2 separate regions of the Homo sapiens genome follow, and region 1 is linked to region 2. Evidence: chromatin loops called from intact Hi-C (ENCODE). Cell type or tissue: heart left ventricle. All regions are shown on one strand. Links, peaks and the distances in the headings refer to the core of each region. The heading gives the core; the rest is flanking DNA.

Region 1 (9,263 bases), core at 478-8,477, 130 kb after region 2:
GTTACAAAAGATAGCTGTGGAAAGTAGAGGTAGTTGGTATATATTTCGTCTCTCTCTCTCACACACATATATGTTCCTGCAATACTTGGGTGAATCTTTGTGGATTTGTTGAGCTAGCCTGATGCTCAATCTGGCTCTGAATGCCAGGTTTCCCTTGTATCAGTTAGCAGTTGCTGAATAACAAACTACCCCAAAATGTAGTGGCTTAAAACAACAACTCTTTATTATTATTCACTAGTCTATTGGGAATAGACAGTTGATAGAACTCTAAGATAAACAGACCCGCCCAGTAGACTAGGGAATAATAATAAAGAGTTTTTGTTTGTTCTTTGAGATGGAGTTTCGCTCTTGTTGCCCAGGGTTGGGATTACAGGCGCCTGCCATCATGCCCGGCTAATTTTTGTATTTTTAGTAGAGATGGGGTTTCGCCTTATTGGCCAGGCTGCTCTGGAACTCCTGACCTCATGATCCGCCTGCCTCGGTCTCCCAAAGTGCTGGGATTACAGGCGTGAGCCACTGTGCCCGGCCAAGAGTTGTTGTTTTAAGGGCTGTGCTTTACTAATTTAGCTGGGCTTGTTCATGTGTTTTCTGTTATCTGGTTGAGGAAGGTTGCTCCTGGCATGAATTTACTCCACTCTAAGTAGTCTCTCTCTCATCTTCCAGTTGGCTTAGCCCAGACAGTTTCTCAGGGTTGAGGCAGAAATCCAAAGACGAGAAAACTGAAGCACATGAGTTCTCTTGTGGTCTGGCTTCAAATTGATGTCATCATTTCTGCTATATTCTGTTAGCCAGAGCAAGTCACAAAGCCAGCCAGGTTTAAGAGGTGAGGAAATAGACTCTACCAGCTGATAGGAAGAACTGCAAGTCACGTTGCAATGAGCATGGATAAACGGGGTGGGTAGAGAATAGGAGCCATATTTATGATCAATCTATCATGGTCTGTAACTGTGAAATCATGAAGTGAATAGAGTTTGTCTTTGGTAAGTCACTTTTCAGTTTTTAAATAGTATATGTTAGTGGAAAGATTGGTGGATTTGGGGTCAAGGACCCAGGGTCAAGTCTTAGCTCTGCTTTTTTATTTGGCAAATCATTTTGCTCTCTAAGCATGAATTTGTTTGTCTTTAAAATGGGGTGATGACATTTATCTACCTGTCTTCTAATTTTTTTTGACATGTAAACTCTCATGTTTAATAAGTAAGGTGAAAAAGACTCTCCTTCTTAGCTATTCAGAGCCTTTATGCTGGCTCTTGGCTGCTGAAGCTCCATCCACCACCACCACCACCATCTTGTCTCATCCCATGCAAATATCTCCTGTTCCCCTTAGGTTTGCTTCCCCAGTCTCTTCTCCCACCCTGATCTGGACTTTCCTCAATTCTCACTTTATTTCCCTGTCAAATGTGAACTCTCTTAATTGTTTTTCTTGCTTTAAAATTGTGTAGCTAATTTGATAAATGACTTCAACCAAAAATGATATTGTTTCTAGATAAAACTGGTATTTTTGCATCAGCCTACTGAGGAAATCAGCTATGTCCATGCTTCTGTTAAGCTGCCCTAGATTTGCAAAGCACTTTACATGTGCCTCTTCAATAGTTATCACCATCTCTGGAGCCCTGATAAGGGCTTTAGATACATTTTCCTCATAATCTTGACCAAAAGTTAAGAGCCTCAGCCCTGCCACTGACTAGCATTGTGATTTTAGGGGTGTCACCTCCATTTACACTTATTTTTTTCTTACCTCTAAACAGGGAAAATTTGATAAATTGATCTCGAGAGGCCCCTCAAACACTTGAATTTATGACATTCTAGAATATTTACAAAATAAAACATGGAGAATCCAGTATTGTTTTGAATATTTCTTTATTTTGTAGTTTAGCAAGTCAAGTATTCTGTAGCCAATGATGTCTTAGAAAAGAGGTAATTATGATCATAATTAAAATAACAAATATAAGTAAACCTAAATCCCTTCTTGGCAAGAGGTTGTTTTTTATAAAAATCATCTCATCTCTGTTTTGCTGTTCTGATATCATTTGAAGAGTTTTCATTCTGTGATCAATGGTAATATCTGATATGAGAAATATTATTTATATAGTAGAATGGATGATAGCAAGAGAAAAAGTGAGAAAGGAATGAGAGAAGGGAAGAAGCTAACACTAACTCAACTCTTATTCTGTGCATAGTAAGAAATGATTACAGAAACATGACCCTTGGCAGAGATTGCTAGGTATTCTCCAAATTCTGGGTTCCTTTCTTCTGGGCACTCGGGCAGGTTATATCTCTCAGCTTCTTGCAGATGGCTGTGTCTCTGTGCCTGAGTACCAGCTGATGGAATGTGAGTGGAAGTCGTGTCCCATCTCCTGGTCTGACTTCCAAAAGCCTCTCAAATATGCTCCTTCCCCTTTTCCCTGCTTCCAGCTTCCCTGGGTGAAAATGATGCCTAGGTGATCTTGAAAGTCCTGTGTTGATGACCGCAGAACTGCCGTCAACCTGTTCCCCTGAAGCAGAGGCATGCTGCTGATGAGGTATGCCTACCTTGCCCTACAAGGTGAGCGAGAAGAAAACCTGCATAGTGTTTGAACCATTATGCACTTTGCAGTCCATTTGTTACAGGAGTTTAACATACTCCAATTAATATACAACATTAATCTTCAAATCATTCCTATGAGGTAGATAGTACTTACCTTTATTTTTACAGAGGAAAAACTGAGGCCCCAAATGAGATGGGAACTTTCTCAGGTTATACAAGTGGCAAAGCAAGATTCAAACTGGGGTCACAACTCCCCTCATACCGCAAACATTTCTTTCATGCATCAAGAGACTACCAGAATTTTAATGTAGAAATTTTCATCATATTTCTACATGTTGGGCAAAGATGTTGAAAGATAGTAATTCCCACATCATTCTGTGTCCAATATGAGCTAGAGGCAATGTGCCACAATGGCGTTAGGTTCTGACAGAATCTAGGCAAGTCATTTAACTTCTAAGGGCCTGAGCTTTCCAATCCAGATAATTAAAGTAAAAATTAAGATAGAAAACTGGCTGGGCGCAGTGGCTCACGCCCGTAATCCCAGCACTTTGGGAGGCTGAGGCAGGCGTATCACGAGGTCAGGAGATTGAGACCATCCTGGCTAACACGGTGAAACCCCGTCTCTACTAAAAAATACAAAAAATTAGCCGGGTGTGGTGGCGGGCGCCTGTAGTCCCAGCTACTCTGGAGTCTGAGGCAGGAGAATGGCGTGAACCCGGGAGGCGGAGCTTGCAGTGAGCCGAGATCGTACCACTGCACTCCAGCCTGGGCGACAGAGGTAGACTCCGTCTCAAAAAAAAAAAAAAAAAAGAGAGAAAACCAGATTTTCCTAACTGGTAAGCCAGTTTCCATTCCCATTTCCCCTTCCTTAAAACAACAATTTACCTTTTGTCCAACTCAATCTTAAAAAGTTGTCCCATTCTGAGGCATAAAAACCTTCAAAAAGTGGGGTTGAGTATTAAAATAAATAATGCATGTTAAGCACTCGCATAGTGCCTAGCATATAATAGGTGCTCAATACAATCATAATCTTTTAAATAAGGCAAAATTGGCCCTTATGAGCACAGTGTTTGTGTACTATGTTCAGAGTTGCTCAAGCATTCTGGATTTCCTTTTCTTGCATTTCTCTATTGGGATGGGATTTGCCTTATGATTAGCATAAGTTATAAGCATCTTGGTCTGTTCTTCAGGAAAAGGAGGTAATTTGGGCTGCAGGCATGTTCTCATTGGAGAAAATGAGGGCAATTAATGGTTAGTGTTCAAGAACAACAAAGCTCTTTCAGTTGCTTAGCAACTGAAGCTAAGGGGTGGGCAGACACTGTGTGAACAGTGGGGAAGAGAGAAGCAGGGAGGAGTGTAAAAATGAATTTAACGTCCGGCTCATTCCCAGGTGGGTGAAAAGTGATTTATGTAGCTCTGGTATTTATAGCTATTTATTTGTTACATGACTGGAAATTTTAATGAAATATTTTGAAATTCAGCAGTGGTAAGTCACAGTGGACATTTATTGCTCTAATGCAAGGGAAATGTAAACTGTTTATTTAACACGTTGATTGCAAATGAAATATAGAAATGGTTTAGAAGTCTTCTAGCTTTGGAAATCCGTCAGGCTGCACAGACACTACTGCCACCGTGTGGACAATGCGGGGAGCCTAGCGGGAGCTGAGGGATGGGTATAAGAAGCTCTATCTCTGAGACCTTCCGATGGTTTTGCTCACGTGCCCCTGAAAATAATTTTGAAAACTTATGGCACATTTTTAAGTTGATATGTAAACATTTTAATTATAAGTTTAAATGGTTGTAAATAATATAATCTCTTATGGTTCATGAATATTGACATTTCAAAATAAAATTGCTATATTTCTCCTTTAAATGTATAGAAGGGAATTTAAATACCAGTGGGATTTGATATTCACCATCAGCTATTTTTAAATTACACAAAAAAGCTTTTATAAATGAGTAATTTTCACATAATTCCTTTTCCTCCTTGGTCTTATATTTGAATTCCATTTCCCCAATAGACTTAAATTCTGTTTTACACACATTTATGTTTTAATATATAATGCTATATTTAATATTATGTATATATAAAACACTATATATATTTCTCTATAACAAAAATAAATATAAATTAAAAGTTAAGTTATAATTTTTTCTGTTGACCACAAGGCTTTAGTTATCTACATTTTTAAGTATACAACTGATTGAAACACAAATGTTAAAATATTTATTGAAAATAATTTTATTTACTTTATTTAAATTTATTTAAAATAATTATTAAACATTAAAAAGTAATTAATACTTGAGATATATGAAGCTTTAAAAATTAGTTTACATATCCATGATGAATATTATTGCTAGAATGAGACAAGGGTCAGCATCGATACTATTCATATTTATCATTTTTCTCTAGTTGTAAGCCTCAAGAAACTTCAGTCACAGAAATAAGTATGGAAGAAATTTTATTAGGCAGCATTAACTGAATTTTTAGAACAATTTCCAAGTTATTTGCCCTAAATGATGTATACTTTTTTAAAAAATTTATTTTATTTTTGAGACAGAGTCTCGCTCTGTCGCCCAGGCTGGAGTGCAGTGGCGTGATCTCAGCTCACTGCACCTCCACCTCCCGGGTTCAAGCAATTCTCCTGCCTCAGCCTCTTGAATATCTGGGATTACAGGTGCCCACCACCAAGCGTGGCTAATTTTTGTATTTTTAGTAGAGATGAGATTTCGCCATTTTGGCCAGGCTGGTCTCGAACTCCTGACCTCAGGTGATCTTTTTTAGTAGAGATGAGATTTCACCATTTTGGCCAGGCTGGTCTCGAACTCCTGACCTCAGGTGATCTGCCTCCCAAAGTGCTGGGATTGTAAGCGAGAGCCACTGTGCCCAGCCGACTTATACTTTAAATAATTTTCTTTTTTTAATGACCAGTAGACACATTGATTAGGTTTTGCTTCAAGGTTGTTGACAGCCAAGGAATCGGAAACTACAGGACCTGCAGCAGGATTTGGTGCCCAGTCATCAGAATAATTTACTCTTTCAGCACAGACAATATTTCAAATCATCCCTGTGATGGATGTTCTAGAGGTTTCTATACCCCAGACAGGGAATGTTTGTAACCTTCAATTGCATGGGAGGTAAGCTCTTCTTTTGCAATGAGAGGGAAAATTTAGAGAAAGGGGCAATGGGAACAGAGAACTAGCTTAACAGTTGACCAGAGATTACCTAGGCAAATATATTTTAGAGATGCACCCAGATGGAATTTGAAGATATAAATAAATTAATCCCCTTAAAATTATCTGTATAGATCTATCCTTTGAAAAGTCTTTCCACACTGATGCTGAAATCACTGGTTTATCCCAAAAGCTTCTCTGTAAGGAAGCGTTTCATAAGGCTGATGCCAAAATGAGCTGCCATGGTAGGGGTCGAGGGGGCATAGTTAAGGTTTCAGTGTTGGATTCACTGAGTTTAAGTCACTATTATTTTGCTAGAATAACTTCTGCACTAAAAAAACCCCGAAAAAAACCAAACCAACAACAAAAGATGGTGTTGGGAAATGTTAGCAATGATTTTGAAAGCTCTGACTTTCTAAAATCCCATGTTGGCCATGCTGTGTTGGTCCCCTCAGTTATTATTATTATTAAATTATGCCAGTCAGGATAGCCTAAATTAGGTCGAGGTAGCAAACAACCCCAAAACTCAACAACTTGAAGACAAGTCCTTGTTCATTGCAGATTGGCTACAGCTCTGCTTCTTGCCCAAGACAGTAACAGAGCAGCCCATTTGGAGCATCTGGTTTCTTGGCAGAGAGAGAAACAAGATCTTGTAAACCATGAGCAGTCTTTCAAAACTTCTGTTTCAGGAGAACACACATCATTTCCATCTAGTTTCTTTAGAAAAAGTAAGTTCATGGCCACTCTTGAGTTCAACATGGTAAGGATGTACACACCTCCTCCAGGAAGAGATCACAGGTCTTCAAGCCAATGTAATAACTTATCACAAAAATCCAAAATCTAGGAACTGTTGATAACCATAGTAAACAGATGGTTATCATTTTCTAAAATTGTTAAAAATACAGTTGACCCTAGAACAACATGGGTTTGAACTGTGTGGGTCCACTTACACGGGACTTTTTTTCAAAACAGTTACACCCAGCAAGACTGCTTCTCCTGCCTCCCCTTCCACCTTCTCCACTTCTTCTGCCTTTTCCACCCCTGAGACAGCAAGACCAACCCTTCTCCTTCCTCTTCCTCAGCCTACTCAATGTGAAGATGATGAGGATGAAGATCTTTATGATGATCCAGTTTCATTTAATGAATAGTAAATACATTTTTTCTTCTTCATAGTTTTCTTAATGACATTTTCTTTTCTCTAGCTTACTTTATCATAGGAATACAGTATATAATGCATACAACATGCAGAATATGTGTTAATCAACTGTTTATGTTATTGGTAAGGCCTCTGGTCAACAGTAGACTATTAGTAGTTAAGTTTTGGGGAAGTCAAAAGTTATATTTAGATTTTCGACTACATGCAGGTCACAGTCCCCACCCCTTCATTGTTTAAGGGTCAACTGTATTCATTTTAATTTTACAACTTATTCCATCATACAGAAAAATACAGAGATCAATACAAAAAAGACATGAGAATTTATATCCCAAAATTACCAACTGTTAACCTTTGCTATATTTACAGCTTTTTCCACTCAGCAGTATATATTTTAGACATATCCATGTTGTTACATATAGATCTAGCTATTTCAGTTAAACTATTTAGTAGTAGTACATTATGGAAAGAGATCACAGTTTATTTATCCCTGTTGTTGGAACTTCAGTTTGTTTATATCTTTTGATTGTTACAAACAATGGCACAATAAACACTGTTATACCTGTCTCTCTGTGTACAAGAGTTTCTCTAAGATTTATGCCAACAACATAATTGAAAGGCTTCACAGAGTGGCCTTGTAGGGTTTAAAAAGCTAATTGCTTTTCAAGTTGCAGCTTTAGAAATGGCGGCTCCAAGGGGGCAGACTTCACAGGAAATGAAACTGTGGCTTAGTCCCACCCTAGACGATTTTCTTGGCAGAAAGAAGCCAAGACAGCCTCATGAGCCTCTCCCGGGCCCCTGGGCGGTGAGTAAGGAAGGCAGTAGAAAGCTTTCGTAAGGGCTGTGAGTGCCGTGGTAACATTGAACTGAGAGCCAGCTGACCTAGAGTGGCCTTGCCTTCCAATGAGGGGGGCCGAGCAAGGCCCGGCCAGGTATTCCAGGGAGTGGATTTGGCGCCCAAGGAAGTTGCCGTGACATCAAAAGGGACAACTGGGGCCAAAGAGCAGAAGGGAAAATGTACATCTTAGCTGATGACAATTTGAACAGGTAAGGACTGAGAACCAGTCTACCCTTGCTCATGGCTTGATGTGTGACTGTAGGAAGCGGGTTCAGGGCTGTAGCGAAATTGCTGTTGCTAGCTAGCATCTGTTTTATGCCTTTTCCATTCTAACAGAACCTGATTTTTGGTCAAGTGTTACCCTCCTCCTCCCCCAGCTTCCAGGAGCCCGTGTGCTTCAGTTCCAGGGTAGGTCGACATGGAATAAAGATAATCCTATCTGGACCTAACTTGGTGTAGAAACGGGTACGGAACCCAGTTTGGACCAATAACAATTGAGGAGATACTTACTGGGGAACTCTGAGAAAGTTCTTACCCCTCTGGAAGAACTTTGATAAGTTGTTTTCTTCTCTTCCTTTGAAGAGAAGGCTGCAGCCTGTGGATTAAACTTACATATGGAGCAAAGCGGAACCAAATGAACTGGAGCGAAAACGAGCTGGAGTCCTTGTCCTACCTCTGTGCTTTTAGTGATGTAAGCCAACAAGGCCCCTTATTGTTAAGCCTGTTTGAATTATGTTTTCAAATACTTGCCACTAAAAGTACTTCAACTGCCTCTAGAGAGTTTCAGGGAGTTGTGTGTAGAGTGGAGGCTGAATTGAATGAGACTAATTTCTGCCAGAAGGTAGAATGAGGGCTTAAAATAGAAATTAATTTCAATCCCAGAAATATATATATATATATAGGCAGCCCTTGCTTTGCCTGGTTCTAATATGCATGTATGTCAGTTGTCATGGGTTAAATAATATCAATCTTCTAATAATATGATTCAGATTTTAGTTAGTATGATACACTCTCTACATAAATAACAGATGCCCATCATGACCAACAAGCAATCATGTCATTTCTTTCTTCTTCTTTTTTTTTTTTTTTTTTTTTTTTGAGACGGAGTCTCGCTCTGTCGCCCAGGCTGGAGTGCAGTGGCTCGATCTTGGCTCACTGCAAGCTCCGCCTCCCGGGTTCACGCCATTCTCCTGCCTCAGCCTCCAGAGTAGCTGGGACTACAGGCGCCTGCCACCACGCCCGGCTAATTTTTTGTATTTTTAGTAGAGATGGGGTTTCACCGTGTTAGCCAGGATGGTCTCGATCTCCTGACCTCGTGATCCACCCGCCTCGGCCTCCCAAAGTGCTGGGATTACAGCCATGAGCCACTGTGCCCGGCCGTCATTTATTTCAAAGTCTGTTGTTGATGCATAAAGTCTCTCTTCATGTAGACAGCAAAGCATGGAGTAATGTTGCCTGTTTGTTTCCTAGCGTTAGACACATGACATTTAATAAAATGAATAATCAGAAGAGAGAATTGGCCAGTAAAGATGAAAGTGAAGTACCATATGAGAAACTGTAGATATGCAGTTACG
Region 2 (9,263 bases), core at 661-8,660:
AGTTATCAGCTATGTGATCCTGGCCAAATTTCCTTAACCTCTGAGCCTTAACTTCCTCAGAGGTAACTTGGAAATGGATGAGAACTATCTTATAGGCGGTTGTAAAGATTTAATGAGATAAAGTTTGTAAAGTACCTGGCAAAGAGCCTGTACTCCACAAATGGGCGGGCTTCCTTTTCCTTTAGGAGCACTCGGGGCCTGAATATACCAAGTTCAGTCCGTTAGGTCAAGGGTTCCAACCCCCAGGCCACAGACCGATGGCTGTGTTTTGTGTTCAGGCTACTTGCTACTGGTCTGTGGCCTGCTAGGAACCAGGCTGCACAGCAGGAGGTGAGTGGAGGGTAAGCGAGCATTACCACCTGAGCTCTGCTTCCTGTCAGATCGGCAGAGGCATTAGATTCTCATAGGAGCGGGAACGCTATTGTGAATTGTGTAGGTGAGGGATCTAGGTGCCCACTCGTTACGAGAATCTAATGCCTGGTGATCTGAGATGGAACAGTTTCATCCCAAAATTTCATGCCAAAACCATCCACCCACCATCCATGAAAAAACTGTCTTCCACAAAACTGGTCCCTGGTGCCAAAAAGGATGGGGACTGATGAGTTGGGTGACTTGCTGAGGTCACAGATCTCCAAAGAAACAAATCAGGCTCATGTTTTGATTCCAGAACCACAAGCTTTCCTCAAAACTCCCATATCTGACAGGCACAGAACATTAAGGGTTGAGACTATTCAAATGACCTGAGAATTCTCAATCCTTGAGTTACCAAATTACACACACAAATTACACACCTTCCTCTCCATCCAACTAGCGGTCAGTAAGTGGTCTCTGTGCACCACTCTCACACCCAAACTGCTACTTTCAACCAAAAAGCTTTTTATTACCCCTCTCTGCTAACCTAAATCTAACCCCACTGAAGGAAAACTCTCTTCTAATCTAGTGAACACTCCTGTGTGTACCTCAGCCTCACCATTCTTACTACTTCTGTATTCTGCTACCACTCGTGTCTTCAACTTAGAGTGCAGCAAAATTCGACACAGATTTGAATCACTATCTGCCAAATCCCATATTGTAATTAAAATGCAACTATGCTATAAGCTCAGTAACCCTGATCCCCAACATCTGCCATAGCAATCCACAATCTGTGCAAAACTACAAGTTATTTAATTATTCAAACAATTTAATATTTGCACGATTTTTTCATGGAATCAGACCTAGATATATATGCTGAGACTCTTGTTTATTTGCCAAATGATCACAGGTTGTTCATTTGATCTGCTAGTTTTCTCATTTTAAAAATGGGGACAATGCTTATTTATACAATAAGGCAGTTTTTAGATTAAACAATATATGCAAAACACCTAGAATAGTGTCTGCCACATGACAGGTAATAATTACAAATACTTCTATAAAGCTTAATATATGCTTTACTTATGTTTATATTACCTCATTTAATCCTCATAACAACTAAAGTAAGCACTACCACTATTCTCATTTTATGAGTGGGGAAACTGAGGCATAGAGCTATTAAATGACTCATAACTGTGAAACCAAAATAAAATTATCAATTCAACTTAAAAATGAATACCAATAAAATTCCAATTCAAAATTATTTCACTGATGTTTTGCTAAACTAAACCCCTGGTAGCAATACAGATGTAGTACCGACCTCCATGGCTATGGCATAGGTTCTTCTTAAGCTGAGTAGTTCCTGCACTGCCGTGTGCTGGATGAGGATTCAATTCTCTCTGCTTATTTTCTTTTGGAAGTACTGTGAAACCACCATGAAGCCCTCTTTCCTATAGTGAACTGGGAAGTAATTTGGCCCTAATGTATTACATGGTGTCTGTTCTTATTAGTCGAAGACAATAGTATTGTTGGCACAATAAGATTGTAAACAAAAAAACAAGGAACCTGATATCCTTTCCAGATCATTCACCATGTACTTCTATTAGTTCTTCCTCTGTGACTTACAACAATAAAATTTTTAACAATCAGAAATTGTGCCTGTGGTAAAAAGGAATTTGAAAAGGAAAAAATATAAAAAAAAGAAATTGTGCCCAGCTTCTCCACTATCCAGACTGAGAAATATTCCCTTAATTCAGGATTCTTAACCCAAAGGCCACAATTCCTTTTAATTCTGGGGGTTGGGGAACTTGGTACCACATACTTTATGTTACGTCATTTTGAGAAGGGGTCTGGAGGCCTCACAGGAGTGCCATGATATAAAAAGTCAGAAACCCCACCTAGGTAATCAAAGATCCAGAGGTGTCTGGGGATCCCCACCCAACAGAACCCAAGGGATGGCATGCTGGCAGTCAGGGTAAGGTGCCTTGAGGAAACCTGTGAACATCTGCACAGAGAAGAAAGCTGGCCTCCAGGCAAGGTCTAGGAAACGCTCTTCAGGTGTGAGCCAGCTCTCTCCTGAAACAGACTTTCACTGATAGCCTTTTCCCACATATATTCAACCAAGTGCACAACTTTGTCTAATTACAAGGAACTACTCCCAGGCTGGGCTGGGCTTTGTACAAGTATCAACAGGCCTTATGACAACCCTGCAAGGCATGTGCCACTACACCCATTTTACATGATGAAGTATTGAGGCCAAAGAGTAAAGTTAATTTGCCCAAGGGCATCAAACCAATGGGTACTGGAGTTGAGGTGTGAATTTGGTCCTGCCTGGCTTCGTTCCTCCCCCTTTCAGCCATGCCTCCTCTCCCATAGGGGGCTCCCTTTTGGGGTTCATTTGATTCACCTCACTTTTGACAAAGAAGAAAACCTAGAGACCCAGATCACTATAGCAATTTAGTGTCAGAGTTGCCTCTGGACTCAGGCTTCTAAAACTCCTCATTTATTGCTGTCCTCTACTCTACACCAACATTCTTGCTGTTTTAGGATAAAATTCAATCTCCCCCAAATCCAAGTGATTTTGCAATTTCATCAGGACAGGCCTCCAGCAAGTACTGCTTTCAGCACAGTACTTAGCCTATACCAGTATCAATCAATATTTGTTAAATACATTCGGAGAAATGCATTAAAAATTTATGATACGAACTTTAGATCAAATCTGCAAACAAATACCTATTGTGTGAGTCAAATTATATTTTTGTTCCCTATAATCACAACCTTATTCGCTCCTTCTTTCAGTCAATTGTCCAAGGTACCCAAGCAAGCACTGTGAGTTTCAAAGACTCATGTGATGCAGGTCTGGTCTCAAAGGTAACACAGAACCAAAAGAGCAAAGAAAACTACAATGCAGAGGAGAAAGGACCCAGAGAAATACTGACAAAGTATCAGTGACAATGGACGAGAGCGATGACCCCAGGAGTACTGGGGGAGACCACTTAGTACTTCACAACATTCTTTGTAGCTTGGCATGCAGTTCTGAAACTATGTTAGATTCTCCCTTTCAAAATCTATCACCCAATTCTTTCTTGAAAAACGTGAGTCAAAGTACAGCCAACTTTGTGGCTGTCCTATTTGAATTCTTGGCATTTTATGAGGAGAGTTTTAAAACAGGTTAATTGGAAAAGTCAAGAACTAAATACGACGATTTTCGCTGCCCGGGTTAAAAAATTACTAACTGCCCCCGCCCCACCCCCCCACCCCCCAAAAAAAATTCTGTACCGAAAAGCATTTATAAAGGGAAAATGTGCTTGGTTTGCAGACTGCAAATAAAACAGGTTAAACATTTTGGGTAGCCATTTAAGTAAAAATCGTTTAACAAATGTCCTGGCTTAGAAGGGGGAAAGGGATCCGCCGGTTTAGAAAGCCCGCCCCCGCCCCCAGGGGGTGCCTACGTGGAGCTCCTGAATCTGGCTCTGGAGAACCCAGAATGTGATTCGCAGGACCTGTCGCATAATTTCACAACCAAGCATTCTTGCATTCTTCTTTGTACCTGAATCGTAGAAAGTTCTGGAAAAAGCTAGGAGTAAGTGATTGACATTCCCTGCTGTTCCTTCAACATAGAGGGGTTCGGTGCTGGGTGGGCAGACACCACCAAACAATGGGGATGCCAGGAGCCCGGTACGGCGGCAGGAGCAGTACCCTGGGCTCGGGGGGATGTAGAAGCCCCATTCCACCCCTAGGGGACAGAACCCAGTAAGGTCGCCCTCGGTGCTCACCACACTCCGGGCAGAGGGGGCCCTGAGACTCCGACCCCCACCCCAGAGAGAGCCTGCCGCTGGACGAGGGGACCGACGGCTGCTAAGAGGCGGATTAGCAGAAACGCGAAACTCACAACCCGCCTCTCTCCCAGAGAAACCAGTATGGAGAAATTAAAGGTCATATAAGATTATTTACCTGCCCCGCGGGCCTGGGATCCCAGGGCATGGCCTGGACGGCCTCGGGGACAAGGGCAGGTGTGTTTGGGGGATAAGAGAGAGAAAATCTGGGGCGCAGGGATGAGAAGGCTGGCAGGGGCACAAATGCGGACCGGGATGGGGATGTCGGAGGAGACCGGGGCGCGCCGGCCGGGCGACAGCACGACCCCGGGAGGCGGTGGAAACCCCCTGCAACTCCCGCCCCGGGGTTGGCGGCGCCGCGGAACCGCCCCACCGCCCCTACTCACTTGAGTCGGAGGCGGGAGCACGTACCGCAGGCGGAGCTAGCGAGGCTGGGCTGGAGGGAGGGTCCAGGGAGTCCGAGATCCCAGGCGAAGCGCGCGCCGGTGCCTTTTAAAGAGCGCTCGGTGGGCGCGGCCTGTGTCCGCCCCGCCCTCCTCCCAGCCCCGCCCGCCGGATTCCCGGAGCCGCTTGCCGGGCTGGGGCGTGTAGCGGGCGGGCTGCCCTCTGCCCGCTCCGGGCTAGCCACCAGGAGACAAAAGGCAGGAGGCCCGCCTCTTCCTGCAGCTTCCCGCCCGCCCGGCATCTTCCCACGTCCCGGGACCGCTCCCTCCCAAAGGGACCCGGCAGTTCCAAAAGCCACTGGGACTTGGAGAGGGACTTCCTTCCCCTCCAGGGAGGCCCGGCGGCGGGACGGTCCCGCTGGAAAGTGGCCCCCGCCGCCCTGCGTCGGACCTGTCCACCGCGAGCGCCGATCCCCCTCTTCGCGGAGACAGTCATGGGCCGGGAGGCTCCAGCAGTAGAAAGTCAGCCAAACGGGGCTTTCCGCCACCTCCCCCTTGCCTTGTCCTTGTCAGTAAACTCAACGTGATTAACTTCCCTAGTTAACGCATATTCTCTCGTCCGATTTCCAGCTTCTGGGAATCCACAACTTCTTATTCTTAAAGAGCAAAATTCATCTAGACTAAATAAATGACGTTACGAAAACGCCCCATTCCCAAAGTGTTTCGCTCTTCCCCTCCACCAGGGCACAGCACGCGATGCTGAGGGGGAAGAAACCTAAACCCAGGCAGAAACCCCGGGCGCCACAGGCCCTGTATTTATATGTGTTGATGTCAGAAAAGCACAAGGATACCGTGACATCCGAAGGGACCTAATGCCTAAGCTACAGGATGATTTATTGTTTTAGATGAAAAGGAAAATAAACAATGCAATCTCTATCTGGTTCATATTCTAGGCCTCCTCATGACCTCTCCTGCCAGAAGCAATGATCCCGGAGAACTGATACTTGCGGAGTGGGGAGTTCAAAAAAGTCAGTGACCAAAACCCCCTCATGCCATAAATGCTATTGCCTCCTCTGGTCCAGAGTTTCTCATCCTCCACACCATTGACATCTTGGGCTGGATAATTCTTTATTGTAGGGGGCTGTCCTGTGCATTGTAGGAGGCCTCCACCCACTAGATGCCAGTTGCAACCTGCCCCCGACGTTGTGACAATCAAAAAGTCTCTGGACATTGCCAAATGCCCTCTTGGGGAGAGGGCAGGGAGCACATATCCGCATGACAACGTACAGAACCGACTTATAATATTATTATTGTTTTATTTTATATGCTGGGGCCAATCCAGGATAAACTCATTATAGCTGCCTTGTTCTCTGTCCACCAAGTACTGTCCAAAAACACATAGTGGTGATTGACATCTCCTGATACTGTGGCAGGAGTCTGGAAAGCATTCTTGCCTGCTGTGAGCTTTTCTAAATATGGGCAATCCTTATTTCAGTGATATCAGCTAGTGTAAGTGACTTGACTCACGGGCCAACAGGAAAATTCAGTCCCTCAGATTCTACATTCGCTTTAGCTCAGCTGCTTACAATGTTTATTTTTTCTTGTATAAGTTTGCCTAGTGCTTCTACTGAATGAAACTGTATCAGTGAGTCTCACTGCAGCAAACCACTGCCCTTTCTCTCCTACCCTGAGTTCTTCTCAATGCCTCTTTGTGGAAGGGGCCTCCCAAACCTGAGCTGTTTGCTTTCCGTCAAGCTCATGTTGTCCCTAAATTCCATAGCCATGTCTTATCATTTGAAATTGGGCTTGTTGGCCGGGCGTGGTGGCACATGTCTGTAATCCCAGCTACTTGGAGGCTGAGGCAGGAGAATCACTTGAACCTGAGAGGTGGAGGTTGCAGTGAGTGGAGATCACGTCAATGCACTCCAGCCTGAGTGACAGAGGGAGACTCCGTCTCAAAAAAACAAAACAAAACAAAAAAGAAATTGGGCTTGTTTCTGACCTAAAAGTGTTTCTGCTGTCTGTCCCTGTATGTGTTTGTCTCCGTGTACTTCACACTGAGTCTGCAGATGATATACAACGTGTGATTTTGAACAAATCTGTATTTGTATTTATCAACATTTAAAAAATATTTATTTTCTTTAAACATCTATTTAAACTGTTGACTCTTTTAGTTATGAACATGAAGAAATTATTTAAGAGTTTTTAGACAGAGTGGTGCAAAAGAAAGAGTATGGGCTTTGGAATCAAACACACATGATTTCAACATACAGCTCTGCCACCTATCAGTTTTGTAAGCTTGGGCTAAGTACTTGACCTCTATGCATCTGTTTCTTTATCTGTAAAAAGATAATTCTACACATCTTGTAGTGTTGTTATGAGGATTAAATTGGGTGATGTATGTAAAATGCCAAACATAGCACCTGGCACATGGTAAATACTGAATAATTGATGGTTGTTATGTTAAGCAAAGATATCTTGATGTCCTTTTTGCCTCTCAAGAAAGAAATAAAATTGTGCTTTGCTAAGTACTCATGTTGCCTTCTTGAGGGCTTGCTATTAAGAAGGTATGGAGTGTTTTCCAAAACAATTAAGAGTCTTCAGTAGGAAGCATCTGCGCGCCTGCAGAAGGATAGTGGGAAAAATGTGTCCTCAAGGAGAAGGATAAACCCTTAAGTCCACATGGTCCTAGTCTGTTTGACCCCTTCAACCTTGTAATAGGCAGAATCAAAGGTTAAATGTGTCCAGCAGGCTATTTCTTTTTCCCACTCAAAATGTGTATTATACTTGTAACAACTCTATTCTCTGGAATTCATCAACCAATTTCAAATCAAAGCCCTCTCTCAAGGTCACTGTCCTAAGGCAAGTTGAACCAAGGTTGTTGCCTTTTGTCATGACCTTGTGCTTCAAACGTAGATTTTAAAAATATTTTTATTATTTTTATTTCATGCCCCTTTTTCTTAACAAAACTCTGAATCAGATGAATGTGAATTTAAACACAAAGCCTCTTTATTTTAGGGCAAGGCTTTCTTCCCAGAAGGCAAGAAAGCTATAGTGAAGAGGAATGTCTTATTATAATGATTTTAGTATGAAAAAAAGGGAAACAATTTGCACTTTGCTAACCTACACATTTAATAACACAAAAAGAAGCAGTTTTTCTACCTTATTTCTTAGCTAAGATTTAGCAGCAGTTGTGGGAATTAAAAATTACTCATACTTAACCCTAATACTCTGTGATTTATTATCTGACAGAGAAAAGAATAATGTAAGTGATATATGCTTAAATGTTGGAAGGTAGATTAGAGTATCTTATTCTTGATATTTGTCATAGTTGCTTTTTTTAACCTGCTATAAACTCCTACTTTCTTATACTTGCTTCATTTCCTAACTCTCTTTCTCCAGTAGGCATTATTTTCATTCAGTGCTATTATCTTCTATTATGATGTTATTTATTTCTTCTTTTCAACCAGAGCTTTCTATCTTTTTGAGCTCTGCTTCTGCTTTCATATTATAGCAGAGTTTTTCTAGTTCTACTAGTAAGAAAGACACCATTAACTTCCCAGACAGCATATTCTATCCATCTTATCTTAACCCCTTAATTCCTTTATCTCACTTTTCTCCCTCTTTTTCAGCTGGTGACATCACCTTCTTCTCCTTCATTCACATTCACAGCCAGTCACCAACATTTCCTCAACCTTCCTCCACTTTGCCTCGAAGCTTCCATGTTTTCTCCTATGTTTGTACTTGCTGTCCCTGATCTTGGAGGAGCAAATGGTTCTCCCACTCCCTACCAACAGTGTCCACTCTGCCTAGGCTTTTGATCCATTTCTTTGGCATTTTTTAGTTATACAGTCATGTGCCACTTAGTGATGGGAACAGGTTCTAAGGAATGCATCATGAGACAATTTTACCATTATGCCAACATTGTAGAGTATACTTACACAAACCTACACCATATGGCCTAAGGTATAGCCTATTGCTCATGGGCTACAAACCTGTACAGCATGTGACTGTACAGAACACCACAGGCAATGGCAACACAATAGTATTTGTGTATCTAAACATATCTAAATATAGAAAAGGTACAGCAAAAACACAGTATTGTAGTGTTACAGGACCACCCTCATATTTGTGATCTGTTGTTGATTGAAAATCTTCATGTGGCACGTGATTGTACTCCCTTGCTGTTCAATTTCAGGCTCTATTGCTTTCTTTCCTTTCAAATGACAAAAATTCTGCTCACCCCGTATTTTTAAAAGCTGACATAAATATCCCTGAGTCGTGTAGTAGGTATTTGTGATTGCCTCTGTAGCATCCATTCCTCTCTGTGTGGTTTCAGGCATGTGAGTTCATGGTCCTGTTTCAGGGTGGAGCACTGGATCCAGTCAAGGCATTTGAGGCCCCGGCTTGGGGATGGTAAGCACGTGACCTAAGCCCATCCAATTAGAGTGAATCTCAGAACTCTGCTGGGGTGCGGAGTCAGAGCCAAGCTAGCCTATTCTGGAATGTGCTATGTGCATGGAGGAGGCCTTAGAGTGGTTGCAGTCATTTTTGCTAGGAACCTGGCCACGGATGACTTGACACAGACAAGAGGACAGAGAAAACAGAGCTCTGAACAAGTATTCACCAAGTTTACCTACCTGCAGGGCTTTTTCATTATGGGAGCCAATGAGTCCCCATTGCTGTTTAATCCATT

The links. A loop is a pair of places that touch in the nucleus more often than their neighbours do. Peaks named below come from ENCODE experiments on the same cell type or tissue, not always from the same donor. Only the 100,000 strongest peaks of a DNase experiment are listed, where the experiment ranks them.
Region 1: a loop joins it to region 2, with 3 times the contacts of the local background. A loop is called at or near these places in 16 of 110 quality-filtered maps.

The regions. Positions count from the first base shown.
Region 1 is chr12:77,006,971-77,016,233 of GRCh38, forward strand. No RefSeq gene overlaps it. Among named protein-coding and RNA genes, the nearest start is that of E2F7, 54 kb to the right of the region's middle. In heart left ventricle, for the core only: CTCF peaks have their summits at 4,160 (motif pointing left) and 4,378; a DNase peak (open chromatin) is centred at 4,171; H3K4me3 peaks cover 217 bases.
Region 2 is chr12:76,874,368-76,883,630 of GRCh38, forward strand. CSRP2 (cysteine and glycine rich protein 2) reads right to left here and starts at 4,652. Exons shown (of 6, transcript NM_001321.3): 1 at 4,571-4,652. LOC124902971 (a long non-coding RNA gene) reads left to right here and starts at 3,992. Exons shown (of 2, transcript XR_007063380.1): 1 at 3,992-4,283; 2 at 5,521-7,098. RefSeq lists an enhancer at 76-577 and silencers at 4,412-4,841, 4,872-4,921. In heart left ventricle, for the core only: CTCF peaks have their summits at 4,080 and 5,308; DNase peaks (open chromatin) are centred at 3,789, 4,094, 4,724 and 5,324; H3K4me3 peaks cover 2,688 bases; H3K27ac peaks cover 2,493 bases.